Regions from separate parts of the Homo sapiens genome. Here regions 1, 3, 4, 5 and 6 are each linked to region 2. The links are chromatin loops, found by intact Hi-C in ENCODE. Cell type or tissue: IMR-90. All regions are shown on one strand. Each heading gives the region's core, and the rest is flanking DNA. Links, peaks and the distances in the headings are about the cores only. Region 1 has its middle 170 kb from the start of SASH1. Region 2 overlaps SASH1 (SAM and SH3 domain containing 1). Region 3 has its middle 70 kb from the start of SASH1. Region 4 overlaps SASH1 (SAM and SH3 domain containing 1). Region 5 overlaps STXBP5 (syntaxin binding protein 5). Region 6 has its middle 92 kb from the start of SASH1.

Region 1 (5,033 bases), core at 615-4,614, 290 kb before region 2:
TCCATATGGTGCCGGCATGGCATTTGATAAATACCTTGCTGATTATTTATCTGACTTTACATTTATTTTGACAGATTGAGCACGTTAGTCTGTATTGAAACTAAGCTCTTGTTGTAAATATCTTCCTACGGCTCTCTGGCGCTGTGTTGAGTGATCTACTGAACTTCTGCCACAGCAAACTTGGGGGAAATGAGGAAAAGGAAGGCACACTCTGAAACAAAAGCAGACAAAAGCAATTCTGAAAAGCAAGAAAAGGGACAGAACTCCATTGGAGGTCCTGGTGAATATATTTGTACCTTCTGTCAGCACGTCTCGTGACTGTAAACTGCTGTAACTACCAGGATCAATAAAGGGCAAGGCCTTGAGATAGTAATTATGCTAATTGGTAGTGACTAGAAAACACGCAGGCTGCAGGATAAGCAGACAGTGTCTTGGGAGAAACAGACACATTTGTTAAGAAGGGCAAGGTCTGGTAGGCTTCGTGAGACTTTTCCTATAATCAGTTTTCTAAGAAACACCACGTGCATCAGCCAACATAGTTTGAGTTCTTCCCTCGGTAGAAGATTGTACCAGGCACTGCAGAAGAATATCCAAGAAAGAAAGACTCAGCACCTGCCTTCTGGAAGCTTACAGCTTAGCTCATTCTCCAGGCATGCCCAAGCACGTGCACACACGCACACACACACACACACACACAAATTGAAAGACATTTTTACTGTATAAAAAATTGTCAAGAACTGAGAATCTGCCAGATATGGTGACTCATACCTATAATCCCAACTACTTAGGGATGCTGGGATGGGAGGATCACTTGAGGCCAGGAGTTCAAGACCAGGCTGGCCAATGTAGTAAGACTGTCTGTTAAAAAAAAATAATTAATTTTATATTAGCTGGTCTTGGTGATGCACACCTGTAGTCCCAGCTACCAGGGAGGCAGAGGCAGGAGGATCACTTGAACGCGGGAGTTGAAGTCTGCAGTGAGCTCTGATTGTACCACTGCACTGCAGCCTGGGCAACAGAGTAAGACTCTATGTTAAAAGATTTTAAAATTGAGAGAACTAAGAACGTAAATACCAGAATGCTATCAAAATGAGAAGGGACCAAAGTCAAGTGGTTTGTAGGTACCATGTTTGAGATGGAGCTTTGACTAGAGACTGGATGAAGGCATCTCAAGGCAAGAGATTTTTGTTCTTGGTAAAGAAAGTTAAGAATCTCTGACACAGAAGCTTCCCAGTTGTCATTGTATTACAGTTGCGAAAAACACCTTATTAGATGTGGAAGTTTAAAAGCTATCATTTACCATGTCCATGAATGTAACATGGATACTGCAATGAACTGAAAGTTTGTGTCCCCACAAAGTCCGTATGTTGAAATCCTAACTCTCAATGCAATGGTGTTGGGAGATGGGGCCTTTGGAAGATGATTAGGTCCTGAGGGTGAAACTCCCACAAATGGGATTAGTGCCCTTATAAAAGGAACTGCAGAGAGTTCTCCAGTCTCTTTCTACAATGTGAAGCAACAATAAGAAGACAGAAGTCTGCAACCCAGGAGAGGGTCCTCACCAGAACCCACCCATGCTACCACCCAGATCTTAGACTTCCAGCCTCCCGAACAGGGAGAAATAACCTTCTGTTGTTCATAAACCACCCAGTCTATGGTACTTTATTATAGCAGCTCAAACTGGCTAAGACAGACACTATCTTTGAACTGGTAATCAAATTAGTTAATCAGAGTGTGTGGATAGGTACCAAAAGAATAGACAAGCCAGTTGATTCACATTAATTACCTTGCTGGGCCACTGTGAAATTCTGAACTTTCCAATAAGCATTGACGATTAAAATTTTAGACAAAATTTTCTCTGGTCATTCGATTTATATATAAAGCTCAAGTATGAATAAAGCCTAAATATAGCTTAGTTAAATACATGAAAATTTAGAAAGACTATTGGAACGTCCTGGCTCTGTAAATATCAAATTCCTTTATCTTAATTGCAGCCTCAAATCACTAGCTCCAGTTATGAAAGATTACTTTCTCCAGAAACTAGACTACAGAATAGTAAGTAAAGTTTTCTATTATTTTATTCCATGAAAGAGATATGGGAAATCATAAATACCACACTTATCCTAAGTATCATATTTCAGTGTTTAAAGAAAATTCTGACAGTTCTGATTAAATAGGTCAGATCCGAAGGATAAGATTCACCATAGAGCTCTGGACTCCAATGTATGTCTTTTAAAAGAATGTCCAAACAGCACTATCATGTGAATTTCGTGTATTGGGTGTTCCGTGATGTTGGGTAGTGTAGAAAGAGACCTGAGCTAAAACCTGTGATGATAAGTCATTTCCCCTCCAAGGGCTGGCTGCAGCTTCCACTCTGCAGAAGGGATGAAGTTGGGCAGGGAGAGTATGACCTGGATGATCTATGAGAGCTTTGGAGTTCTGAACAAACGTTGGAAACGGATTTAGGGAACATGTTTGCAGGGTTGCATAACTGCTACCAGCAGGGGGCAGCACGGCTCAGATAATTACTATTTCTTGCCCTTCCTCATTTAGGAAAAACCTATGGAAAATAGGGACTTACCCCTCAGCCTTCAGGAGTCCTGTAACATATAATGGACCAAAGCCAAGGACTGCCCTTGCCTCCAAAGGGTTTGATTTTTCAAGACACAAACACCCGATAGGTGCACCGTCAACGACATTCCCCACGGACGCCTTCAATGATGATGTGACTTAGTGTTGACTTTCCTTTTTATCTTTGTCTTCTCTTTATTTCCTAGTTGTTTCTAGTCAGAGGAAGGATAGCTTTATACAGAAATAGGATTTATTTATTTATTTATTTATTATTTATTTTAATTGATCATTCTTGGGTGTTTCTCGCAGAGGGGGATTTGGCAGGGTCACAGGACAATAGTGGAGGGAAGGTCAGCAGATAAACAAGTGAACAAAGGTCTCTGGTTTTCCTAGGCAGAGGACCCTGCGGCCTTCCGCAGTGTTTGTGTCCCTGGGTCCTTGAGATTAGGGAGTGGTGATGACTCTTAAGGAGCATGCTGCCTTCAAGCATCTGTTTAACAAAGCACATCTTGCACCGCCCTTAATCCATTCAACCCTGAGTGGATACAGCACATGTTTCAGATAGCACAGGGTTGGGGGTAAGGTCACAGATCAACAGGATCCCAAGGCAGAATTTTTCTTAGTACAGAACAAAATGAAAAGTCTCCCCCGTCTACCTCTTTCTACACAGACACGGCAACCATCCGATTTCTCAATCTTTTCCCCACCTTTCCCCCCTTTCTATTCCACAAAACTGCCACTGTCATCATGGCCCGTTCTCAATGAGCCGCTGGGCACACCTCCCAGATGGGGTGGTGGCCGGGCAGAGGGGCTCCTCATTTCCCAGTAGGGGCGGCCGGGCAGAGGCGCCCCTCACCTCCCGGACGGGGCGGCTGGCCAGGTGGGGGGCTGACCCCCCCCACCTCCCTCCCGGACGGGGCGGCTGGCCGGGCGGGGGGCTGACCCCCCCACCTCCCTCCTGGACGGAGCGGCCGGCCAGGCAGAGGGGCTCCTCACTTCCCAGTAGGGGCGGCCGGGCAGAGGCGCCCCTCACCTCCCGGACGGGGCGGCTGGCCGGGCGGGGGGCTGATCCCCCCACCTCCCTCCCGGACGGGGTGGCTGGCCGGGCGGGGGGCTGACCCCCCCACCTCCCTGCCGGACGAGGTGGCTGCCGGGCAGAGACGCTCCTCACTTCCCAGACGGGGTGGCTGCTGGGCGGAGGGGCTCCTCACTTCTCAGACGGGGCGGTTGCCAGGCAGAGGGTCTCCTCACTTCTCAGAGGGGGCGGCCGGGCAGAGACGCTCCTCACATCCCGGACGGGGCGGCAGGGCAGAGGTGCTCCCCACATCTCAGATGATGGGTGGCCGGGAAGAGGCGCTCCTCACTTCCTAGATGGGATGGCGGCCGGGAAGAGGCGCTCCTCACTTCCTAGATGGGATGGCGGCCGGGCAGAGACGCTCCTCACTTCCCAGACGGGGTGGCAGCCGGGCAGAGGCTGCAATCTCGGCACTTTGGGAGGCCAAGGCAGGCTGCTGGGAGGTGAAGGTTGTAGCGAGCCGAGATCACGCCACTGCACTCCAGCCTGGGCGCCATTGAGCACGGAGTGAACGAGACTCTGTCTGCAATCCCCGCACCTCAGGATGCCGAGGCTGGCGGATCACTCGCGGTTAGGAGCTGGAGACCAGCCCAGCCAACACAGCGAAACCCGTCTCCACCAAAAAAATACGAAAACCAGTCAGGCGTGGCGGCGCGCGCTGGCAGGCTGAGGCAGGAGAATCAGGCAGCAGTACCGTCCAGCTTCAGCTCGGCATCAGAGGGAGGCCGTGGAGAGAGGGAGAGGGAGACCGTGGGGAGAGGGAGAGGGAGAGGGACAGAGGGAGAGAGGGAGAGAGGGAGAGGGCAGGATTTTTTTTAAGTAAGAATTCTTTACCAATCCTTCTTTCCCCAACATAAAATCTCCTATTTGAAGTGAAGTTTGAGGTAGGGACTCGAGAGGCAGTGCCTCAAGAAAGCCACACATTGTACAATGGAGAGCAGGGATGAAAACATTGTATAGAAGGAAATGACTCTTCCTTTTGTTAGGAAAGGAAAAAAGAAAAAGAAAAAAGCCATTAGCTGAGCAGTGCTGCCCCCTGCAGCTGAAAGGAAATGAGAAAAGAGGCTGAAATAATTGAGCTCCCTTGTTCTGTGAATTGTGTTTTCTTTGCAGGATTAAGTGTTTATTTAAAAATCCAACTTGCATTATAGCAGAATACTAAATTCTGTCTTCTAATTAATTTTTAAAGCTCAGATTTGATAGCAGGATTAATCTTAGCCTTATTTTCAAGACAATTTAAAAATTACTAGAGAACATTTGTTTCATTTAATAAAAACGTATTACCCTACAGTAAATTGCAATTCAGATTATACGTTGAGCTTCCATTTGGCTGAAGTATGTACTCTTGAACGGCTTTGTCTAAAATTAGAGACCATTTTCCTATAAA
Region 2 (5,033 bases), core at 636-4,635:
ACTGCCTTGGCAGGCCTGGGATGATGCAGGAAAAGACCCAGACACAGCAAAAGACCAGATTTCAAATTCAGCAGGAAATCAACTAATGGAGAAGTTGATTTCCTGAGACTCAAGATTAAGGAACTTTGAAAATCCCTTAAGTACAGGTTTTCCAGTAACATATAGCATATGTTCCTTTCTTGGAAATGAGGTTATAACCACTTTCCTTTCTTTTTCTTTTCTTTTCTTTTTTTTTTTTCTTGGTTATAATGAAGTTTCTGGACAGCTCATCAAAGCCAAAACATGAAGTGTATTTTAGGAATTTGTTTATGCTTGGCCATTCATTGCACTTTTCTGGTGTGCTGGACTCAGTATGTAGAAACGAGATAGAGTTGTCTTTGTCTGGATGTAGCTTAGACTATTTGTATATAAACAGAAGAAGAAAAATGAGTTTGAGCCATAGTATTTGGCTTCCTTTCCTTCTAGAAGCAGATAGGGGGGTCTTGCAATAGCCAGATAGTCAATTCCTGAAAAGTGTTCTTGGAATATTTAGTTCTGATACTTCCATAGACCATGGTGAGGTTTGGTGTTGAAAACTTTCTGTTTTTGCAGGTTCTTCTGAGTATCATTTTAGCAATTTACTCAAGAGCTGGGCCAGTATGTAATGGTATCCCCTTTCTGTCTATCCCTTAAATAATAGAAAAGAAGCATCCTGTTAAAGAATGTATACAATTTGGAATTCTGTTATACAAATGAGGAGGAGTCTGGGGAAGAGGGTGAGGTGTTGAACTCAGGAGTCAGAGACGTGGCCACCAAGCCCAGTTATGCCCTTGCCCAGCACGATTGGACCTCAGGCATGTCATCACTCCCATCTCAGTGACAGTCCTATTCTGTGATGGGGGGTAATGAGAGTATTGCATTTGAGAGGTGGAATTCTATACAAGTGTAAAGAATTTCATGTTGACCTGTGTTGTGTTCCTCCTCCTACTCTATGGTCTTACGAGGATCTCCACTGTAAAGCAGTAGACTCACTGGAAAAGAAAATATGGCAACCTAGAGTTTCCACTGTGTGGAGTGAGAGACTGCAATATAATTTTTTTTTTTTTTTAAGATGGAGTCTCACTTTGTCACCCAGGCTGGAGTGCAGTGGCGCAATCTCGGCTCACCGCAACCTCCACCTCCTGGGTTCAAGTGATTCTCCTGCCTCAGCCTCCTGAGTAGCTGCGATTACAGGTGCTCTCCACCACGCCTGGCTAATTATTGTATTTTTAGTAGACATGGGGTTTCACCATGTTGTCCAGGCTGGACTCGAACTCCTGACCTCAGGTGATCCACCCGTCTCGGCCTCAAAGTGCTGGGATTACAGGGTCAGACACTGCGCCCAGCTGCGATATAATTTTTGTAAAACGGAGTTTAATAATATTCTAACCAGAAAGGTAAAGGAGCACTCTGCCTTCTTTTCCTTCTCCCACTGGCTGCTCCTCCTAAGTCTCATTGCTGGGCCTCACTTTCTCTTTATGACCACTAAAAATCGGGTTGCCCTGGAGCTCAGTCTTCATAATGTTTCTCTTCGTAGTGTTCAGTCAGAGCTTAGAGTATGCAAGTCACTTACAAATTCTTATCTGCAGCTCTAGACTCACATGTCCAACTGTTTCTTTACTGTCTGCACAGGGATGTTTAATAAGCACCGCACACTTAGCATGTCCAAAGGGGACCTCTTGTTCCCTCCCCTGCTGTTCCCCTGCCCAGCTTTCCCCATCTGGGGAAGTGAATGTTATTTCATTATTTAGGTTTCTGCTCAGAGAAGCCTTCTCTGTCCCATCACCTCAACTTCTCCTCACTCCTTGACTCTGCAGTCGCCCTTCTTGAATCTGTCTTGTTTATTGCTATGTTCTCAGGACCTCAGAGGATGCCTGACTCCTACTGAGAGGTGAATAAATAAATACTGAATGAAAGAATGAGTGAAAATGAATACACAAAGCAATTTAACAAAGAATTTGTTAAAGACAGAGGTAGGAGGAAAGAAACCAGTTCTGGGGATACTGTCTCTTAAATTATTTTTATTTTTCAATGGGATTGATAAATTCCTTAATGTAGGAATTTTCTTAAGTGAATTTTGCCTTCAGGAACAGCTAAAGCAGTTTAGGGATCTTGAGGAAAAATGTTGACACTTAAGCAGATAGATTTGGGGTCTTAATAGTAGGAGTTATTGATGAACAAATATTTGCTAAGGTTCAGTTCTGAGACTTTAAATCCAATACTTGATGATAATTAAATGTTTAAATGGATTTTTAAAGCACAGCAGAATATTAATTATTGCTTCCTGGTCATCAAAATCCATGCTGAAGTTACCATACTTTTTACCCATTGACAATGAAAAAGATGAGTCCAAAGAGCAGATCCAGCTCCAGCGCCCACCATCCTCAGGCCTGGGGCTTCTGGCTGGAGGAAGGAGGTACTACTACCAGGAGGCCTCTTTGGAGCTGACGTCTGAGCATTAATTTCTTCCACCAGGAGATTAGTAAATGACCCCTTCCACCTGCTGCCATCCACTTTTGGACTTGGGTTATATCATTGATTTTTGCTCCTGCTGGATGAATTGTAATAATCATTCTCAAGGAGAAAGGAGATGGCATTTTGCACTGCTTCTATGCCAGCTTCTGTTTGCAGGGAGAAAGTCACTGCATCCAAATTCACACATTGAATTTGGATTCAACGTAAAATTCAAAGGATTGTAAATTTGATGAGTTGGGGAGCCTCACGCTTATGAAACATGGGCTTGTTATTCTTTGGCCAGCATCTAGGTGGTGAACTTGTGAAATTTTAAAAACAAAATCCCACTCACCACAGCAAGATGAATAAAGAAACTACAGTGCCATCTGCTGGCATCCTGGGGAAGTTCAAGCAATGCCTGGGCCAAGTCCAAACCGGAGGATAAAATTATTCAAAGTGTGTGGTAGTTTGAAGACAGTAGATTAAAAATAGTGAAAATATTGTCAGTCATCATTTCAGAGAGGAAAATGCAATCACATTTTGTGCTAATGGTGTAGCAGTGGGAGCGTACATTTTTCTGCAGTGTACTTTTTGAAGTATTTTGATGACTTTTAGGGAAAGTAAAAATTCACAATTTGTGTTTTCACTTATTACATAATAAGTTTTATCCTGAGGTGGGGATATTTGGTCCATAGCAGTTAGGTCAAGACTTCTCTAGTCCTGGCCGGTCACGGTGGCTCATGCCTGCAATCCCAGCACTTTGGGAGGCCGAGGCGGGCAAATCACCTGAGGTCAGGAGTTCAAGTCCAGCCTGGTCAACATGGTGAAACCCCGTGTCTACTAAAAATACAAAAATTAGCCAGGCATAGTGTCATATGCCTGTAGTCCCAGGAGGCTGAGGCAGGAGAATCGCATGAACCTGGGGGTGGAGGTTGCAGTGAGCCGAGATCGCATCACTGTACTCCAGCCTGGGCAGCAGAGTGAGACTCTGTCTCCAGGAGAAAAAAAAAAAAAAAAAAGACATCCCTAGTCCTTAGGGTGAGGACAAAAATACATATGGGGCTCCCTGTCCCTCTGGTGGCCCCTTACAGAAAACATGTTTAACCAGCTGCAGACCCCAGCCCGCTGAAGTAAGGTGGCAGCTGCACAGTCCCATGACTTGAAGTGCAAAGTACAGCACAGTAAGATTTTTTAAAAAAATTAAGAAGCTAAACTTAGCAGAAACCCTTCTTTCTTTCTGAAGGATTTCCTGCCTCAGTCCCCAGCCAACTAGCTTGCTCTTATTTTGCTCCCACTTCTCCCGTGGCCCTGAGCATGTTACATTTGCTGCTTCTCTTCCTCATTCTTCTCCTCCCCTTCCCCCTCGTCATTTCTTATGCTTTTTTGTTCCTGTCTCCCTCCGTCTCTAACCTGTGGCTCCCCTTCCTTCGTGTTCATCCATGTACCTTACTTGTGCGTTGTTCAGTACATTTTGGCTGAAAGATTTAAATTTTGAAATGGCTACCTCCTAAAAGCCTTGCAGGTAAATACAGGTATTTTCATTTTTGTGTGGATAGGAGGAAGGAGAGTAGGTCCTAGCCATGTTTTGGCACAATTTGGTGATAAGTGAGATTTTCCTTACATGTTCTGTATTCACAGCACAGGAATAAGGGGAAATAACTAGAATTCAAAACTAGCTCTTGTCCTCTCTAGCGGTTTCTCCCCTGATTCTGTTCTTAGCTCCGACTCTCCCTTAGTTTACAATAGAAAGCTTTCAGATTTTTGTGCTGGTCATCAACAGTTCTCTGCACTCAGCCGTGGAGAATGGTGGTGCTTGCAGGGCATGGGCCTGCCACTCAGAAATGGCACCCAGTGGTCAGCCCACACCAGTGCAGCTACACCAAAGGGTGGTGGCTTATTAAAGGCTGCTCTGCGTGAAAAAGCCTCCCTCCCCTCTCTCTGGTCACCTTAGATTCTCAAGGTCCTTTTATCCAAAAGGTAGGCAGAAAATCACTTTAGGTGATTAGGATATTCAATTCTTCTTCCTCTGAATGAGACAGAGTCTCATTCAGTCACCCAGTTTGGAGGTCAGTGGTGTGATCATAGCTCACTACAACCTCGGACTCCTGGGCTCAAGTAGTCCTCCTGCTGCAGCCTCCTGAGTAGCTAGAACTAGCACTATAGATGCATGTCACCATACCCAGTTGAACTTTTTAGAAGTTTTTTTTTTAAAGAGACAGTGTCTCACTATGTTGCCCAGGCTGCTCTCCTCCTGCCTCAGCCTTTGCTCTAATTTTTTCAGTGTAACTCATACCTGGCCTCCCACTTTCTTGTCTTCCCTAGCCTTCAGATGCAAAAATCACCTCTTCCATCTTCCTTCCTGGTGGTGAACTTGTAGTGAAGATTCAGGTTTAAATCCCCCAAGTGTCTGTGTCTCTTCTGATGCAGGTGCCTTCTTTCTGGTTTCCCTTGGCTGTAAGCCCAAGGATACTGTATTTTCCTTCTGGGATTTGGACACACCTAATGAAAGATTTTGCTCCACACTCTACTGTTCCCTGTTCCTTTTTTTTTTTTTTTTTTTT
Region 3 (5,033 bases), core at 369-4,368, 190 kb before region 2:
TATACACTGATGTTATAGATTTGGCTTCTGTGCTCCTAAGAGCCAAACTCTATAGCAAAAGCTGTATTCAACGGGGCAGAATTTCTCTTTTGGTTGCTGGGACAGCAAGAGGATGGACAGACTAAGACCTTCCTGGTATAGACAAGGAAACAGGCCAGAAACAGGGAAGAGGGTGGCAAAGGTCACAGGGCTAGTTAGTGGCAGCCCTGGAACTAGATCTTGGGTCTCCCAACTCATAAGCCGGTGCTCTTTTACCAAACCACACTATCCTCCACCCCGGGTATCCCTCACCTTACCTGCCAGCTATCAAAACCACCCACTGCTCGCTGGCAATATATGCTTTTCCTTACTGACTTTAATATTTTAAAATTTTTTTTTGTATTGAACTGATCCTAATTGCTAAATAAGTGCATTACTGATACCGATGAGCAGAATTAAAATTGGGGAGTTATGCCTTTGGTGATTGTTTCCCTAAAAACCTGTCAACCCCCCAACCAAAAAAAGCTAGGCATCTAATTTACATAAGGTAGTGGGTTTCTTGACCCTTCAGATCCAATTTTTTGGCTAAAACTTGCTTTATCAGCCAGAATTGTAGATATATACTCCAAAGTGGAAAAAAAAATTTGTCTGAGATGTCAAACTAGTGGCAGTTAGTGATTACTTTTGAAAACAAAAAAACAAAAAGGCTCTTACCTTCTGTTTTACCAGTTCTTGGTTAATACACCATCACTGATATTAGAGGTTTGGATTTTAGATATCTTCAACCTAATTCAGCCACTTTACAAATAAGGAAATGGTAGCCTGGGCAATGGCATGTCCAAGGCCACTCAGTTAAAGAGAAATCTAGGGACAGGTCTTTGTCTCTGGGTCTCTGGACATCTCATCCACAACTTTTTTTTTTTTTTTTTTTTTTGAGACAGAGTCTCGCTCTTGTCGCCCACGCTGGAGTGCAGCGGCACGATCTTGGCTCACTGCAACCTCCGCCTCTTGGGTTCAAGTGATTCTCCTGTCTCAGCCTCCCAAGTAGCTGGGATTACAGGCGCCCGCCACCATGTCCGGCTAATTTTTGTACTTTTATTAGAGACAGGGTTTCACCATGTTGGTCAGGCTGGTCTCGAACTCCTGACCTCAGGTGATCCACCTGCCTTGGCTTCCCAAAGTGCTGGGATTACAGGTGTGAGCCACCGCGCCCAGCTCATCCACAACTCCTAATACCACTGCTACTGCTGCCTAATGGTTATGTTAGCACATTCCTAAGCTACAGGAAGTTTATTTTTCCCCATGAAGATAGGAGAAATACTAACCCTAATGTTCCTTAGTGACTTGATGCTTTACCATGTAGCTCTGTTATGTCACACTCACAATATTAATTTTAAAGAATAGACTGTTTTCCAAATATATGTATTTAATGTGACTATCTTCTGACTATTCACTGATGTTACCAACACCTAAACTTACTTGTGTAGGGAAGTGCCATGCACATTAACTTTTAATATTTTTTAAGACTGTATAAAACTTTTGTTTTATTTTATTAAAAGGGAAATGTTTCTATGTTTCCTTTAGATGTCTTCAAAATTCATGTTTTTGTAACTTCTTTTCAGGGTTATTAAATCAGGTTAAACTAGATTAAGCCCCAGCGAAGGTGTTTCAGAGTTTGAAGCCTGGCATATCAGCCAACTCTACAAAGTGGTCTCAGAACAGAGGACATTCTGAGATGTACAGTCCATTGATGAACACTAATCCTAGAACATTAAACTTACCGTGTTAAATGGATTTCTGGAAGTTTCTCTGTGGAAGTCTTGGAATAGTCCTCCCTTCCTTTTCTTGAGCCAAGAAAACTCTGAACCAGAACAATTCGATTTCAATTTGTGGAAAAACTATATTCAATGAGCCAAACACCGTGCTGAGAGTTTTGTAGGGGGCGGGAGAAAGGGGCATTTGGATCACTGTTGTATGTTAGTTACTAAAATATCTGGATTTCTATTTAAATGTTCTGAGATACATTTTCAAGCTTTGTTTCTGAGGGGTATTTGCAAGCTTCATTTTAAAGTCCGAGAACCCGAAGAATGAAACTCGCTTTTGTGTCATAGTTATTGTGTTATATGTTAAGCATTTGGAAGGGACCCCAGTGAGGCCTCAGGAAGCAGTTACTGCCTCTCTTATCGTCCTGAAGGCGATTTGTTTTAAAGTTGATAATCCCTAGGGCTGTGAGAGTGTCCCACATCTGCCCTGAATTGAAAACAGATTCCCATTTAGAGCCTTACATCAGTGCTGCAGATTCATGCGATCTGAGTCAGAGAGGAAGTCAGAGACCATTTGAACGTATGGCCAGCAGCTCACTTCATGGAGGAACAAGATTGCAGGGTATGTAGGCTGTCTGTTTTCAAATTTTAAGACTGTTTTTGGTGCCTTCTGACATTTAGACTGATATATTCAGGAAAGGACTATTGTGGGAAACAGGTATAAAGTAACTGTCAGTATCTAGGGATTTTCAGTGCTACTGATGAATTCATCAAAATTCCGAGGGCGCTAGGCAGTGACTGCTTCGGAATTCCTTCACCGGGCTTTGCCATTTTTGTGACTTACCATTCATTATATAAGATATATTTATATAATTATGTAGATATTTATTTTCCCCCAAGACTCTAAAAAAGGTTTTGTAAGCCAAGAAAAGTTTTTCCTGTTAAAGACCAGAGCTTTTCCAGCCTCTACTTATCTATGAAAACTTTTTTAAAGATTTGCACACACGCTAAGAATGAAGGATGTAACGATGTATTTCATGTTGCAACCCCCAGGGGATCGGGACCATCCGATTAACCATTTAGTATCTCATATTTTACTGAAGGAGTTTTCTTCTCAGGTTGCTGAACAACTTTGTTTCCGTCTTCGTCTTCTCTGTGGAAATCGTATTCTACAGATTGTGAAGGTCTTTTCTTTTTTAATTAAAAAAGGGGTTTATATTTGGGCTGAACATGGGGGCTCATGCCTATAATCCCAGAACTTTGAGAGGCCGGGGCGGGAAGGTTCCTTGAGCCCAGGAATTGGAGACCAGCCTGGGCAACATGGCGAAACACTGTCTCTACAAAAATTACAAAAATTAGCTGGGCATGGTGGCATGCAACTGTAGTCTCAGCTACTTGGGAGGCTGAGGCAGGAGGATCTCTTGAGCCCAGGATTTCTGGGCTGCAGTAAACTATGATCACACCACTGCACTCTAGCCTTGGTGACAGAGTGAGATCTTGTCTCTTCTTTTCTTCTTCTTTTTTAAATTTTTCTTTCTTTCTTTTTTTTTTTTTTTGAGACAGAGTCTCCCTCTGTCATCCAGGCTGGAGTGCTGTGGTGTAATGTCAGCTCGCTGCAACCTCTGCCTCCTGGGTTCAAGCAATTCTCCTGCCTTGGCCTCCTGAGTAGCTGGGATTACAGGCACCTACCCCCATGCCCGGCTAATTTTTGTATTTTTCATGGAGACAGGGTTTCACCATGTTGACCAGGCTGGTCTTGAACTCCTGACCCCAGGTGATCCACCTGCCTCAGCCTCCCAAAGTGCTGGGATTACAGGCATGAGCCACCACACCCAGCCTGACCCTGTCTCTTAAGAAAAAAAAAAAATAGATTTGTTCATGAAAAATAATTAAAGAGTACAGAGGTCATGAGGTAGAGTCTGAGAGCCCAACCACTCAATGCATGGGTGCTGACCCCTGCCTGGCCTGAGGGCCTCTCCTGCCCCTTCTCTGCTTCTGGCCTGGGCTTTGGCAAGTTGAGGCCTCTCAGGTGGGCTTCTGGAAGGCTGCTTTGCTCACTACTGTCTCTGAGGAGCTGAGAACAGTGCCTGGTACTGTCGGTGCCCAGTCAATACTTGTTGAATGAAAGTAGAATTAGAGAAGGGAACTCTAGAAGAAATTAGAATTAGAGAAGGGAACTCTAGAAGAAATGTCAGTTTGGGCATTTAACCTAGTGAGGCTTTGCTTGGGCAAATTTCTCCTTGCCATCTTGGTAGGATTGCAACCAGAAGGAGAGACTGGGTCATTGAGAGAAAAGTGCTAGACTGCCAGTCAAAGCAACTATGTATGAAACATAGAATTCCACGGTCATGGGATGAACAAAGCAAAAAATGTCTGAAATATGAGTTGTGAGAGGTAACAGTCATGCCCTAGAGGGTGCTCAGGAGTCCAAGGGAGGCTGGTAAATGGGAGAAAGTGAACAGACATGGCTGGCAGGTTCTCCTTTCAACTTGGGGCAGATGGACTCATCAAAAATCTTCCAACAGAACAAAGCCTCCTCTTGTTACATGCGCTTTCCCTGGTTTCAGAAACAATACGTTCAGAGCAGCCTAGTTGGCAGGTAATGTTTTCAGTCCAAATGCCAAAACTCTGGTCCCTCTTGACTGGTTGCCCGCAGTTCTTTAAAGAGGGAAGGTTTTTTCAGGTGCCAAAATTTGACTGCAAACTCTGTCATGGGACTATGCCCTCTTAATCCCAGCAAGACAGAGGCTTTCTTTTAGAAAAGGAAGCAAGCACATTTGGGTTTTTGTGCTGAGGATGCAAAAAGATGTATTGATCAACTCAGACAGAAAGGGGAATTATCAGCCTTAGGAATATCGTTCCTGTCCTAAAGAGACAAGTGAATGAGCCTTGAAATCTATAGAGACAGTTCCAGTTCAGACAAGCTTCCTTTGTGGGAGATGATTGTGTATATGTCTTATTTTAACTAACCTAATTAATCTACCTGATTAATTTATCAACCTCAGAAGTTTGGGGAGAAAATAAAATCAGTGTGGCAGAGACTTCCACAGTGATACCTGGATTATAAATTTACTGTTACCTCAAAGAAAATCCAGATCCAAAATCTCTCTGCCTCTTTTCCAGTAACAAACCCAGCACATCTTCATTTAGGGCAATATCCTCTTGCCCTGCCCCTCCTCTAATTTACAGCCCCATATTTGGACACCAGGGATTCAATGACCTACCACCAAGGCACCAATGGGTGGTGCCACCATGCCAATTCACAGAACTCGTGGCTCTTCAGAAGTTTTG
Region 4 (5,033 bases), core at 537-4,536, 57 kb before region 2:
CTTGTCCCTTCTTCCTTCCCGCCTTGACTAGGGGGTTTTGGTTGAAAGGCACAGAGGAAAACAGAAAGTTCTGCCCTGTTCCCACTGCATTCTACTCCAGGCTCAGGTTAGCAGGGCTGAGAATGAAGATACCAAGGAACTACCCTGGCAGTCTGCTCCTTCTCCCTTTCCATCTGTTCCTCTGCACAGCCCCACCTCACTCCTGTGAGCCTTCTTCCTTGCTACCTCTGGCCTTTGTTCCCTCCTCATATTGCTTGGCTCTCCATCCACCTAGAGCCCATCCTCACTTCTGGGTCCTCACTGCCTCTACCGCCCAGATGAAAATGGCCACTAGTAATGACTCTAGGCTGAGGCCGTATGCACTCACTCTTTCCCTCTGTGGAGTGGATTCATCTTAGAAACCCCAGCTGGACCCCTGACTCCATTTTCCCATAGAAACTTGTTATGCCTGGTGGATAAGTTCTGTACTTCTGTATCCCAGCACATCATGAGAAAAGCTGCACTTACTGGTTTGACCTGGGAATGTGTCTTCTTTTGCTAACTTTAAAGTGCAACTTGTTACTTAGGAAAAAAAATCAGAAATCGACAGTGTAATCTTTGGACTCCAGTTCTTGTGCTGGAAGTGGCCTCCATGGTAAAAGAAAACTTAGAGACATTTTCTGCAGGCAGAGATGTGCCCTGTGCCTATGCCACACCGATTTCAGAATGGGGCAGGGTAGGGCAGGGCTGTAGAACAGGTCAGATGGGCATTCTTCTCATTGCTGGGTGCCAGTCACCTGCCCTGACCCCAGGAGATGACAATTTTGAACACAAGCCAGCATTTTAGTGAGATTTGAATTTATTCAGCAATCTGCTTGTTTTTGTTTGTGCTTGTTTGTTCTGGCTGGTCATAGGAATCTCAAAGAATACCTCTGAAGGACTTCATTTGGGGGCCCAGTGTGAACATTGCTGATACGAGTAAAATCTATTTCTGAGCTGCAAGAGATAAAAAAAAAAGAAGTCGTAGATAAAAGCAGTTGGAATATGTTTAATGTTATTTTAATCTGTTGCATTATGTGAAATAGTGTTACAGTTTGCATACAGATTCCTACTTGCCAGTATTCAAACTTAGAACAGTGTCCTCTCCATCAGCACACAGCAGAAAAGGCAGCCAACATATGCCTATCACCTTCTACAACAGCTTGTGGGGGATCATGGAGCATAGATGCAGAATGCTGGGCTTGGGGATCCAGGTAAGCAAGACAGGGTCTGGCCCCAAGAGACAGGTGAAGCAAGGTGCCAAGTCCAGGGATGACAGTGAAGGCAGGGAGGAGCAGAGAGAATCAGGCTTTCCAAGGGAGGAGCAGAGAGAATCAGGTGCTCCAAGGGAGGAGCAGAGAGAATCAAGCTCTCCAAGGGAGGAGCAGAGAGAATCAGGCTCTCCAAGGGAGGAGCAGAGAGAATCAGGCTCTCCAAGGGAGGAACAGAGAGGATCAGGCGCTCCAAGGGAGGAGCAGAGAGAATCAGGCGCTCCAAGGGAGGAGCAGAGAGAATCAGGCTCTCCAAGGGAGGAGCAGAGAGAATCAGCCTCTCCAAGGGAGGAGCAGAGAGAATCAGGCGCTCCAAGGGTCTAGGAAAGCCTAGTCCATGGCAGGAGTGGTATAGAGGAGGGTGGAACTTTTTAAGTTGAGTTTATCTTGTATTATTTTAGTTTTTTAAAAAAAATTATTTTAAAAAATTATAGTAAAATATACATAACGTAAAATTTACCATCCTAACTGATTTTGAGTTGCAGTTCAGTGACAGCATAATCACATGTTGTTCCACCATCACCACCAACCATCCACAGAGCTCTTTCCGTCCTGCAAAGCTGAAACCCTGTGCCTATTAAACAACTCCCTATTTCCCCTCCTCACATCTCCTGGCAGCCACCATTCTACTTTTGTCTGTATGAATTTGACCATTCGCAATACCTCCTGTAAGTGGAATTATGTAGTATTTGTCCTTTTGTGACTGTTTTTTTTCACTTAGCTTTATGCCCTCAGCGTTCATCTGTCTTGTAGCATGTGTCAGAATTTTCTTCCCTTTTGAGGCTGAATAATATTTCCTTGTCCCATATACCACATTTTGTTTATTTATCCACCAACAGCCAGTTGGGTTGCTTCCATCATTTTTCTATTGTGAGTAATGCTGCTATGAACATGAGTGTACAAATAGCTCTTCAAATCCCTGCTTTCATTTCTTTTGGGAATATGCCTAGAGGTGGAACTGCTGGATGATCTGGCAGTTCTACTTTTAATTTTTTTGTTTTTGTTTTGAGATGGAGTCTTGCTCTGTCACTCCGGCTGGAGTGCAGTGGCGCAGTCTCGGCTCACTGCAACCTCTGCCGCCCGAGTTGAAGCAATTCTCTTGTCTCAGCCTCCCGAGTAGCTGGGACTACAGGCGCGCACCACCACACCTGGCTAATTTTTGTATTTTTGGTAGAGATGGGGTTTCACCATGTTAGCCAGGCTGGTCTCAAACTCCTGACCTTAGGTGATCCACCCGCCTCGGCCTCCCAAAGTGCTGGGATTACAGGCGTGAGCCACCGCACCCAGCTACTTTTAAATTTTTGAGGAACCTCCATACTGGCTATGCCATTTTACATTCCTACCAGCAGGGAGGGAACAGGGGTTCTAATTTCTCGTCATCCTTGCTAACACTTTTTTTTCCTTTTTGATAATAACTATCCTAATGGACATAAAATGGTATCTCATTATGGTTTTGATTTGCATTTTCCTAATGTTAGTGATGTTGGGCATCTTTCCTTTTTTTTTTTTTTTTTTTTGAGACAGAGTCTTGCTGTGTCACTGCAACCTCCTACTCCTGGGTTCAAGCGATTCTCCTGCCTCAACCTCCCAAGTAGCAGGGACTACAGGTGCCCGCCACCACGCCCGGCTAATTTTTGTATTTTTAGTAGAGATGGGGTTTCACTGTGTTGGCCAGGTTGGTCTTGAACTCCTGACCTTGTGATCCGCCCGCCTCAGCCTCCCAGAGTGCTGGGATTACAGGTGTGAGCCACCACGCCCAGCGCATCTTTTCATATACTTATTAGCCATTTGTGTATTTTCTTTGGAGAAATGTCTACACAAGTCTTTCCCCATTTATGAGTTGGATTGTTTATTTCAATCCAACTCAATGTATAAAAGAAGTTTATTTCAATCCAACTCCATGTATAAAGTTCTTTATACATTCTGGATATGAATCCCTTATCAGATATGATTTGCAAATATTTTCTTCACTTCTGTGGGTTGCCTTTCACTCTTGATCGTGTCCTTTGATGCACAAACGTTTTCATAATTCTGATGGAGTTCAGTTTATTCTTTTGTTGCCTGTGCTTTTGGTGTCATATCCACTGAAATCATTGCCAAATCCAGTGTTGTGAGCCTTTCTCACTATGTTGTCTTGTAAGAGTTTTACACTTTTACGTCTTACGTTTAGGCCTCTGATCCACTTTGAGTTAATATTTGCATATGGTGTAAGGTGTCCCCTTATTTTCATTATCTTGCAGTTTACACATAGTCGCATAAATTGAAGTGATTTGCTTTGGAGAAAAAGGCAGCCCCTGCCTCCCTCCCACCACCTTTTTTGCCCGCTACACTTGTCACTCGGCTACATTCACCTGCTATGCTTGTCACTCCACCCTGCTCTAATGCCGCTTTCTCTGCAGGCTCTTCTTGGTTCCCCAAGCTAAGTGGCTCTTGCCCTTGTGTACCTGCATTGCAGTTTTATGATACTTCTCATGTCGTGTCTGTGCTTTCCTACCATGCATTATTATTCACGTGCTTGTCTCATCTCTTCTGCCAAATTCTAAGCATCTGGATGGCTGGGTTTAAGTTGCATCTCTGTGTCCTTCAGACCATATGCCATAGTGCCTTGTGCCTCACGGTGACTTGTATTTTGCAGAAGCTTAACAGATATTAACTGGATATCCAATTATAAAGAGTCATAAATAGATGGTATTTTATGATTAACAATATTAAATGTAGAAGTTTATTCAGTTCCTGCGTAAATCAACTCTCAAATTCAGTTTTGTTTTCTTGAAAGTGTCTGAAATACTCTGAAAGCTGCCATCCATATTGCTAAGGCAAGAGAGGAGAGGCTGTCTTCTACCAGTACCACCTCAGGGCTATGTAAGAAATTTCTTACCTTAGTGACTTCAAGATTGTCATTAAAAACTGCAATCCATATTTTAAGTCAGACAACAGAAAGAGATTTTCTTGTGTTTTTAATAAATGTGAACGGCTGGAAGCAGCCACAAAGTATGTATCAAGTGACCAATTCTGGGCGTGGTGGCTCACGCCTGTAATCCCAGCATTCTGGGAGGCCTAGGTGGGCGGATCATGAGGTCAGGAGTTCGAGACCAGTCTGGCCAACATGGTGAAACCCCATCTGTACTAAAAATACAAATATTAGCTGAGCGTGGTGGCACGTGTCTGTAATCCCAGCTACTCGGAAGGCTGAGTCAGGCAAATCGCTTGAACTGGGGAGGCAGAGGCGAGGCTGCAGTGAGCCGAGATTGCACCACTGCACTCCAGCCTGGGCAACAGAGCAAGACTCCATCTCAAACAAACAAACAACAAAAAAGGAGAATAACTTTCACCCCAGACTATAAGGGAACATGCTCTTATCTTGACACAAATTTGATTTCTTCTTAAAATAGAAGGTGTGAGGGTACCTGTGCAAGAGGGACATTGAACTAGGTAGGGTGTTTTCCAGAGCAGTCCTTTTTTTTTTTTTTTTTTTTTTTTTTTTTGAGACAGAGTCTTACTCTGTTGCCCAGGCTGGAGTGCAGTGGCGCGATCTTGGCTCACTGCAACCTCCGCCTCCCGGGTTCAAGCAATTCTCCTGCCTCAGCCTCGTGAGTAGCTGAGATTACAGGCGCCCGCCACCACGCCCAGCTAATTTTTGTATTTTTAGTAGAGACGGGGTTTCACCATGTTGGTCAGGCTGGTCTCGAACCCCTGACCTTGTGATCTGCCTGCCTCGGCCTCCCAACAGAGCAGTCCTGATGA
Region 5 (5,033 bases), core at 605-4,604, 1.1 Mb before region 2:
GCTTCAGTTTGCTGTTGGATGCCTACCTTAACTATTGTTTTAAAATATAGATATATATATATATATTTAAAATAGTTTTCCAGGTATTTTCTTCTACCTTTTTTAAAAATAAATTTCCAAAAATGAAAACAGAGTTTATGTATTTTTGTCAATGAAGGTTTTTATTTTGTAGTTTATAGAATTTGTTCCTTATCAGTTTGATACTTGATCAACATTCTTAGACTTTTTAATCTGTATTTACTTTGGGGGGAAAAAAGCACTCCTATATCTTAAATGTCCTTCTTTTTTCTTTTCCCTTTTAGGGTATTTGTTCTCTTGGATTGAAATTTATGCCCACAGATTTTTCTTTTCATTTGAAAATGAATGTGAAGATACTGTTTACAGCTTTTGTTAATTGCACTTTTCATCACTCTGATCAATTTCTTGTAAAGTGCTATGGGAATTATTTTTCCTGTGAATATTAATGATTTTACTACTGCCTCCGAAGTTTTAAAAAAGGTTCTGTAGACAGAAAACAGTTGTTGCAACCAAAAACAACCAAAAAAAGAAAAAAAGGGAAAACTGGCTTACCTTTCTCAGATGAATTAAATGATTTTAATAACTTCCCAATTACCAGGGTTATAACATTGCTTTCTTCAGTTATTAATACAGTCAAATTAATTTTAACAATATAGGCACAATTCATTTACAAATTCAGTACAGTAGTCCAGGGCTACATGTAAGTGGTCTCTTTATTTTATTCTTTACATCAGAAAAATCATGAATGTCAGTTTTGCCAGTATTTTACAATGAGGCTTATCGTTTAAAATTTTATAGTGTATGACATGTAAATAAACCAGTATTTATTGTAGGTTGTTTGATTCAGGCATTTCAAATGGATATAGGTTAATGGCAATGGAATCCTATTTATTTGGTAGTTGGTTTTGTTTGTTTTTGTTTATTTACTTTTGCTATTTGTTTTGTATTGTCTAAACTTTGCTTCAACTGAAGACAGTGTAAGGAGTTGAAAATACAATCAACATAGCAATGGAAAGCAATGCAAAGAGGGTAAATCTTGTTTTAATTTTTTTAACTTTTTTTTTTTGTAAATAAATAGTACTGTGATACTTTAGGTGTGACCTCTATTCCACATGATAGTTAGAACCAGAAAAACACTTTTGCTTTCTAGTTATACTATTGGTTCATTGTAAATGCATTACCAAAAGACAATATGAAAAAGAGCAAGATTAAGTTTTTCTAACATTGTCCACTTCAGGGGCAAGCATGCTTGGTATAGAGCTCTAGCTTGTGTATACCTTAAACTGTAACTTGCAGGTGTTTTTCAGTTGCTGCACTTTTTATTTAATCTTGCTCAGTCCCAGTAACTATCTCAAAGGTAATTGCTGGAATATGCATTTTGAAATACGGTTTAAAAAAAATCTGTGTATTGTTTCATCTAAAAAGAAAAGCACTATTGGAAACACTAAAAACGTGTTAAACTTTGTAGTTATTTTGCATTCCTGTACTTTACAAACTGTCATCACAGCAAAAAGTTTAAAATTAGGTAATGAAATATTTTTGTAAATAAATACCGTTAAGCTGGTATTTTAAAAAATGTATTATAAATTAATTAATGTTTCTGGAAAATGTTCATATATATGTATATGAATGTCTCTTTATGCTGAAGGGCTCTGATTGGGCAAAATAAAATACTCTAATCTCTCCTGAAACTAAACAAGCCCTTTTTCCTGGAAAATTTGTTCTAATTTTTTTCTGAATTATGGAATTAATCTATTAATAACCTAAGAAAATAATTGATTAAAAAAATAGATTCCCACATTTACTGAAAGTGAAGCTAATCATATAACTCAGGTAATACCAACTATATTTTTCTTGACTATCTGGAGTTTTTGGTGAAAAACACCTACCCCTGTGTTGGGTGGATTGAGAGTAAAGGAGACAGGGTGAGAGTTAAGGAATAGGAATGAAATCTGAGTGCATGCTTCTTGGCCTTTAGTGTGTACGCGAATCACCTGAGGATCATATTAAAATACAGATTCTGATTCATTGCATTTGAGGTGTGGCCTGATTTTGCATCTCTAACAAGCTTCAAGCTAATATAGATGCTGCTGGTCTTGGAACATACTTTGAGTAGCAAGGATATGGATAGTTTCCACAGAGTGTCAGTGTCCAACTACTTGTACGAAAAATGAGTATCACATTAATGAATCTTGAAAAATGTAAAGAAGACCAAACAGTACTTACCACTGTTTCTGTTGTGTTTTAGAATAAAAGACGTAGTAGTTCTCTTATTACATTGAAGGATTATTTGATTTTGAAATATATATATTTTTTATTGTGACACATGCTTATCCCACATGGTGGCAGTCTCGTCTCACTGTGTGAGCCTTTAGCAAGAAGCGTTGCAGTACAATTTTACATGGGAAAAAAACATAGACTTTCCAAAGGATAATTTTCATGATACTTTTTTATCCAGAAAGTTACTAAACACTCTTAGATATGGAACAGATAATATGTTCCTAAGGTATTATAAAGTTATGTAAATCATTTGGTAGAGTGATCTGGTTTATTATCAAAAAATTTTTCAGTGTCTTTCTAGGAAATAGAGGCATAAAGTGATAAAATTTTAAAAACTGAAGATTGTCTTCATGTCTCCGGTCATGCCTTTTTAAAGAACATTATATTGGGTATGTGCTGTGTAAATAGTACAGTGCTATCCACTGCTTTAGATAAAAATTTAAGTTGTCATTGTAACCCTTCATAGGAATTTACAGGAAGATTCTGATTTTCTAGGAGTTTACAGGAAGATTCTGATTTTCTTCCATTAGTTTAAAAATTGTATGTTTGCCCCATTTTTATGCTTTTTTCAGTTTTTGTACAAAAGTGTTTTGTCCTAGGTACCTTAAGGAAAGCTTTCAAAATGCTTTTTTTAGACTAAAACATCTTTTAAATAAGAAAATACTTACCTGTCATTTTATTTTTTTCAAATTCAGTCTGTCTTTTTAATATCAATAATGTATATTCTGTTAACTTTAAACTTATGGAAATATTCTAACATTTAGTTTTAGTCATTTTATATGATTTTATACTGTTTTAAAAAACAAAACCCCATAGCTTCTTTTTTTAATAACTTTTCAAAAACAGCATGAAAGTAAGATACATATTTAACAAGGTTCCAACAAAATAGAATATTCTGTTAGTAGCAAAGGAAGGGAGTCTGAGGACTTCATTTAAAGTTATTAAGGAGAGAGAGAGAGAGTGTGTGTGTGTGTGTGTGTGTGTGTGTGTGTGTGTGTGTGTGTCCCACCAAACAAGAGACCTCCTTGTTCATCTCTCCCGGGCTGAGTTCGACTCTGAACCTTTCTTTCCACTTCTCTCTGCTGCTTCCATTTCATTTCTGTTCCTGCCCCCCATGCCTCTCACCCCAATTCTCTTTACTCTTTAGTATGTTTTATTTTAGCTAACTACTTTTCTTTGCCCATTTAGCAGGGAAATAATGCAATCCCTCTGTTTCCCAGGGCCCCTCCTAAATACTGAGTAGATTTGTAAATAATGTTTGTAAATACAATAACGCCATCCCTACTCTTTGTTACCTCCAGACACTCAAAATATCAGCAGATAAAGCAAAACACATTAGTACATGGAAGAAATACTGTGCTGAGGCTGAGAATTGTAACTCCCAAGAGCACTGCAGGAGTATGTTTGGATAGAACACACTGCTGCTTCACTAGGGTGTTTATCCAGCTTGCTTTTTTATTTTTTGAGACACAGTCTCACTCTCACACAGGCAGAAGTGCAGTGGTACAATCATGGCTCACTGCAGCCTTGAACTCCTGGGTTCAAGCAATCCTCCTGCCTCAACCTGCCAAGTAGTTTGGACTACAAATGTGCCTCACCACTTCCAGTTAAGTTTTTTATCTTCATTTTTTTGTAGTGACAGGTTCTCACTATCTTGTCCAGTCTGGTCTTGAACCCCTGGGCTCAAGCGATCCTCCTCCCTTGACTTCCCAGAGTGCTGGAATCACAGGCATGGGCCACCACACCCAGCCAGGTGTTTTAGCTTTCAAGATCAAAGATGCCCAGAAATTACAGCATTGCATGAGTACAAAAGTTAGAAGACCACACATTTCAGAAAGTGAAAACCTCCATGTTCCTTTAATAACAATGTGACTGCAGATACCATTAGTCTAAGCAGTGGTTCTCCAACTTGAACATCAGAATCTCCTGGATACACAACTTTTGTGAAAACACATCACTGGATCACATCCCCAGAGTTTCTGATTCAGTAAGCCTGCAGTGGGGCCCGAGGATTGGTATCTTAACAAGTTCCCAGCTGATGCCGAAGGTGCCAGTCTGCAAACCACACTTACTGAGAACCCTGATGTAGAGCAATGCCCTAGAAGCAGTGTCTTCTCTGTATCACATGGTTTAGATGTCTCCGTTACTATCTGGTAATGAAATTATAGATAATATGCTTGCCTATACATTCAATTTTTAAAAATCAACATAGTGTCTGAACTAATGTGCCAGAGATATGAAATGAAAGCAATTTATAATTTTTAAAAAAGTATTTCAATATGCAAATGCTGAGGTTACACACAAGAAGAACAAAGACAAGTCACACATATTTCTAAAACGTTCCGAAGGGGGTATCCCCTCCTAACCTCACTCCCGTTGTAGCCTCACTTTGCCCCTCACACCCTCTGACGTTTGAACCCTTGGGCCAGAGAGTAGAACCTGCAATAGGACCCATCCTTTTTCAAATTTGTTCCCATGCAGTGGGACTGTCACGAATATGTTTATAAATGTTATGCCATAATATATACATGAAAGTATAGACTACTTAAATGCTAGTTTGGAATTTTAGAGCAGTTTGCATTAATTCCTCTTACAAATTTATATTCACTTTCTTATTTAAGCTGTTTTTGAACTAGAGTGAATTAGAGAGCCAAGACTTATCTTTATAAATTTGTGCCTGAAACACACTAATCAATATATGGTATGCTTCTCCTAACAAAAACTCATCTTGACAA
Region 6 (5,033 bases), core at 496-4,495, 210 kb before region 2:
TGTTCTTTGGAACATTTGCAACATTTTCAACTTCATCAAGTCAAAAAGAACAGTTTATGAAAGCAGTCACTTCCCCCCACAAGCCTCAGAAGGAGCTTCATTTGGTGCTAAAGCATCTCCATATGATTTGTAGCTGTGTTTCCCAAGGGGAAGATATACAAAGGACACTGTGAGAAAATCTGCTCCTTATTTAAACTGTGAAGTGTTGGTAGAACTACCTTCTTCTGACAATCAGTGAGGACCACTGTGGATGTTAAATGCAAACAAGCAAACATTGTATTTTTTTTGTATTCTGTCCTTTTAAAACTAATTTATACAAAATCTCCAATTAGGATTCAATATTTTACATACTGAGAAAACATAGTGTGTGGTTCCTAGAAATTTAACAGTTTACATAGTATAGAACCTGGCTCACAGTGAATGTTTGATGAATAACTGATGAATGAATGAATGAATGAATGAATGAGTGACTAAAGAAGCACGCCAGCAAAATGGCTTTCTCCCTGAGAAGGCTCACAGATTAAAAAAATAAATTTACATTTTTTACTTATTGTCTAACAAAGAATATACAGGTCCTAGAGCAGTGGATGACAATTTTGCTAAACGAATGAATGACAGCATAATTTCCCTGAGGGGAGAAGCTGCTTATCAGAATGAATACTCCTGCAGAGACTGTAGATGTGAGTGCATGTGCACGTGTGTGTGTGTGTGTGTGTGCATGCATCACACACACATGCGCACGTGGGCTGATAGGGGAGACTTGGAGGAATTGGGAAGTGGCATTTCAGAGCTACAAAAAGGCTCATGTGTAAACAGTCTGTGTGATCAAGCCAGGTGTTCAATGCTTCTAGGAGCCAGGGTACCAAGGTACACTGAGAAAAGCATAAGCTTTCGGTCTAGACAGATAGGGGTACGAATCTGCAACTTACCAGCCATTTGACCTTGACCGATTTACCTTACCTCCCTACGCCTCAGTTAACTCATCTTAAAGCAGTGATAATAACATTTACCTCTCCAGGTCATGTCTGAGAAACAGAGGTAATGATGGCAAACTCTATTACATGCCAGGCACTGTTCTAAGCACTTTATGTACATTACCCTGTTTCAACCTCACAAGAGCCATGTGAGACAAGACACTGTCTTTGCAAATGAGGAAAACAGACAAACAGGGGTTAAGTAATTGCCTAAAATATATAGCCTAGGGCCTGTGCACCGCGGATTCTCAATAGACAGTAATGGTCATTATTTATGGTCACAGTCCTAAGTGCTTTACATTCATTCTCTCATCTGATCCTCGAAGAAAACATATGTGCTTAGAATGGTGCCTGGCATAAGGCAGGTGTTTGATAAATATTTGTTAAGTGAGTGAATGAATCTTCACTTTACAGCAGAATTAACTGAGGGTTAAATACTTGCCCAAAGCCACACAGCCTGAATGTGAACCCTGCAGATGAACTCCAGGGCCTGTGCTCTTAGCATTGCCAGTCACTTACAGTCTCTGCCCTCATCCCTCTGGCATCAGAGACAAGAAAGGTGCAGATAGGGGGAGGGGCACAACACCTGGGCATATCAGAATCATCTCAAGAAACCAAGACAGACTGTCTTCAGGGTTGTTTAGAAAACACGGAAGCATTCATCTTTTCCTTCCTCTTGTTCTGTCTTTTTCATCTCACCCTGGATATCTGCCTCGGCTCCTAAAAATCTTTGCTCTGCAACCTCCAGTTTCTAATTCTGGCTAACAGAGAGAAAAATATTAGAAATCGTACTCTCAGAGATCCATCATTCAGCTAAGACTTCTTAAGGGTTCTTAAGTAATCAGCCATTTGAGGTTTAGGATTATATTTGAGAGAAGAGTGCTGTGATGAGTGAAGAAGTATGTGATCCATTTGAATACACAATTCTCACAGGCTGCAAATAACCAGGCCTAAAAAAGCCTTAGTCTTAAAAAAAAAAAAAAAAACTGTATTTAAAAAAAAAGAATGAAACATTACTGAAAAAATGATACAGTGGCTGTAATTGAACATTCCTGTTGAATTAATTACTTTGACATGCATTATTTCTATAGTATTGATAGGTGGGCAGAGCTTCCAAAAACTATTTATTTGATTTAGAATTAGAAACCATCATGGGTATTTGCTTCTAGCTGGGTGGACGAATTGTTAAATTCTATCATCCCTATCCCTAGTGTTTCAGTAACTTGGTATGATTAAGCATGGATAAAAGCTAAAATTTTAAAAAGAAAGAAAAGCTCATTACCAAATCCTGAACAGCTTCAGTAACTTTGTGCCGGTCTCTGAAGGACATTTGTGCCTTGTTATGACAAGGAATTATTCATAATGTGTGCCTAGCATATAGATTGCATCCTTTATTTGAGACAATAAAAGAGTCATCCTTAGTAGCTGATGGAAATAAATAGGCAAGCAAAATTTAAAGGGAAGAAAAAAAGACCAACCAATAGGCCCCTATAATAATTGCTTGTCAGTGTAACATCAAGTAGTTCATCCTTTTAGGAACTCGTTATGTGGCTAGCCCATTATGTTCTCCGGATAGAAAAGAAAAAATGCAGTAATTCACAGAAAAGCAATGACAGGATTCTGCCAGTTTACCTAATAGTATTGACTAGACAGGAGAATTATGGCTTACAAACAAAGAGTGATTCTGTATTTGGAATTGTTTTGCTCCCTTTTTGTCCAATCAGAATTTTTTTCATTTAAAAAGTATCAATACCCCTGAAAAATATCAAATATACCACCAACAGCTTTTTGATCTGACTATAAGAGTGCACAGTTTCTAGATTCTTGCTCAATTACTTGCTTACCGAAACCTCTGCTGTGGCTAGGAGAAAATAGATGCTATACTTTAGTGCCCCTTGCTGGTCAACCTGAAGAAAATTGGAGCATAATGACTCCAAGAACCCAGGTTTCAATAAATGGAGTGGCAAGTTCTATTCAGACGGGTAAGAAGCCAAACTGATGTGGCCAAAACATCTGCAGCTAGTATGAAGAATCATTACAATGAGATGAGGCATTTGGAAATGCACATATTTTCTTTTTTTTTTAAATTATTATTATACTTTAAGTTTTAGGGTACATGTGCACAATGTGCAGGTTAGTTACATATGTATACATGTGCCATACTAGTGTGCTGCACCCATTAACTCATCATTTACATTAGGTATATCTCCTAATGCTATCCCTCCCCCCTCCCCCCACCCCACAACAGTCCCCAGAGTGTGATGTTCCCCTTCCTGTGTCCATGTGTTCTCATTGTTCAATTCCCACCTATGAGTGAGAACATGCGGTGTTTGGTTTTTTGTCCTTGCGATAGTTTACTGAGAATGATGAGGAAATGCACATATTTTCTTACAGAGGAAAAAGTGCAATAGAGAGAAAAGCTACACGTTAAGTCTTAGCCTAACTTAAATCCCGGAAATGCATTCCTATGAATGCACCCATATGAAGTAAACTCTTTCTAGTCTTGACGTATGACTTTGCTTGATTATGTCTCCAAAAACGTATGTGGCCTCTCGAAAACCACAAGGGAAATGATAGATACCCACAAATCCCTAGTGGAATTCTCAGTTCAAATTAAATTCCAAAAATAATGCAAAAACTTCTTTCTACAGAGGAAAAAGAGTATATGTACAGTAATGCATTAGATAATCGAAAATAACATTATAACCTATAACAAGCGAATTCTGATTACGGTGAATTTTCTTCCCTGTTTGCCATTTTTTTAGGATGTGATTATATTACTTTAATAATTCAAAAACAACAGCTACATCATGGCTATACTGACACCATCAAAGCTAATTATTTGTTTTTTATTGTTGTTGTTGTTTTGTGGTTTTTTTTCTTTTTTTTTTTTGAGACAGAGTCTCGCTTTGTCGCCCAGGCTGGAGTGCAGTGGCATGATCTCAGCTCACTGCAACCACCACCTTCCAGGTTCAAGCGATTGTCCTGCCTCAGCCTCCCAAGTAGCTGGGATTATAGGCGCTTGCCACCACGCCTGGCTATTTTTTGTATTTTTAGTAGAGGCAGGGTTTCGCCATGTTGGCCAGGCTGGTCTCAAACTGCTGACCTCACGTGATCCATCCGCCTCGGCCGCCCAAAGTGCTGGGATTACAGCCATGAGCCACCATGCCCAGCCCAAAGCTAATTATTAATAACTCTTAGGATTTCAGAGTAAGCCATCAGACCTAACACATCAACCCTATTTGGAACACTATGAGAGCTGGACTTAGAATTTCATCTCCTCCCTCACAAGGTACCCATCAGGAATTTGGATTCACAAGATCCAGCTCTAGGACCTAGAAAAAGTCCATTCAGGCAGACTGAATAATTCAGTGGCACAGGGGGACTAGCCCGTGGGGCAGCCTCGGCACACGTGCAAGCCACCCTCAGATGCTCAGCCTGCAGATAGACTCTGGAACCAGGCACCAAAGATAGCTGGTCCTTCAAAAGCCTTGCAAGCTTCATGGGACCTAGAATAGCCAAAACAGTCCTAAAAAAGAAGAGCAAAGCTAGAGGACTTTCATTTTCTTATTTCAAAACTTACTACAACGCTACAATGTGGTGCTGGCATAACAACAGATATATAGATCAGTGGAATCAAATTGAGAGTCCATAAATAAACCCTCATGTTTATGGTCATTTGATTTTCATGTAGAGGGCCAAAACAATTCAACTGGGAAATGAGTAGTCTTTTCAACAAATAATGCTAGGTAACTGAATGCAAAAGAATAAAGCTGGACCCCTACCTTACACTATATACAAAAACTTAACTCAAAATTAAAGACCTAAATATAAGAAAACTATAGAACTATTAAAAGAAGATACATGAGTAGATCTTACCTTAGATTTGGCAATGATTTCTTAGAGATGACACGAAAAGCAGAAGAAATGAAAGAATGTGATTTCACTTCATCAAAACTAAAACCTTTGTACTTTAAAAGACCCATTGGCCGGGTGCGGTGGCTGATGCCTGTAATCCCAGCACTTTGGGAGGCCAAGGAGGGTGGATCACAAGATCAG

What was found. Hi-C counts contacts between places; a loop is a spot of excess contacts. Peaks named below come from ENCODE experiments on the same cell type or tissue, not always from the same donor. Only the 100,000 strongest peaks of a DNase experiment are listed, where the experiment ranks them.
Region 1: it touches region 2 in a loop (11-fold over the local background); 99 of 110 quality-filtered maps call a loop at or near these places.
Region 3: it touches region 2 in a loop (7-fold over the local background); 20 of 110 quality-filtered maps call a loop at or near these places.
Region 4: a loop joins it to region 2, with 2.0 times the contacts of the local background. A loop is called at or near these places in 8 of 110 quality-filtered maps.
Region 5: it touches region 2 in a loop (24-fold over the local background); 9 of 110 quality-filtered maps call a loop at or near these places.
Region 6: it touches region 2 in a loop (6-fold over the local background); 37 of 110 quality-filtered maps call a loop at or near these places.

What each region holds. Positions count from the first base shown.
Region 1 is chr6:148,175,317-148,180,349 of GRCh38, forward strand. No RefSeq gene overlaps it. Among named protein-coding and RNA genes, the nearest start is that of SASH1, 170 kb to the right of the region's middle. In IMR-90, for the core only: a CTCF peak has its summit at 2,512 (motif pointing right); a DNase peak (open chromatin) is centred at 2,535.
Region 2 is chr6:148,462,076-148,467,108 of GRCh38, forward strand. All of the region lies in intron 4 of SASH1 (SAM and SH3 domain containing 1), which reads left to right. Among named protein-coding and RNA genes, the nearest start is that of SASH1, 120 kb to the left of the region's middle. In IMR-90, for the core only: a CTCF peak has its summit at 2,859 (motif pointing left); a DNase peak (open chromatin) is centred at 2,816; H3K27ac peaks cover 490 bases.
Region 3 is chr6:148,270,014-148,275,046 of GRCh38, forward strand. It overlaps a transcript of SASH1 not described here. Among named protein-coding and RNA genes, the nearest start is that of SASH1, 70 kb to the right of the region's middle. In IMR-90, for the core only: a CTCF peak has its summit at 4,155; a DNase peak (open chromatin) is centred at 2,228; H3K4me3 peaks cover 236 bases; H3K27ac peaks cover 1,475 bases.
Region 4 is chr6:148,405,355-148,410,387 of GRCh38, forward strand. The region is part of intron 2 of SASH1 (SAM and SH3 domain containing 1); the gene reads left to right. Among named protein-coding and RNA genes, the nearest start is that of SASH1, 65 kb to the left of the region's middle. In IMR-90, for the core only: a CTCF peak has its summit at 2,643; a DNase peak (open chromatin) is centred at 2,157; H3K27ac peaks cover 1,096 bases.
Region 5 is chr6:147,388,760-147,393,792 of GRCh38, forward strand. STXBP5 (syntaxin binding protein 5) reads left to right here. Exons shown (of 28, transcript NM_001127715.4): 28 at 1-1,714. LOC124901421 (a long non-coding RNA gene) reads right to left here. Exons shown (of 3, transcript XR_007059802.1): 3 at 1-5,033. Among named protein-coding and RNA genes, the nearest start is that of SAMD5, 120 kb to the right of the region's middle. In IMR-90, for the core only: a CTCF peak has its summit at 2,371; no DNase peak of the experiment used is centred there.
Region 6 is chr6:148,248,630-148,253,662 of GRCh38, forward strand. It overlaps a transcript of SASH1 not described here. Among named protein-coding and RNA genes, the nearest start is that of SASH1, 92 kb to the right of the region's middle. RefSeq lists enhancers at 3,612-4,113, 4,114-4,613. In IMR-90, for the core only: a CTCF peak has its summit at 2,870 (motif pointing left); a DNase peak (open chromatin) is centred at 2,862.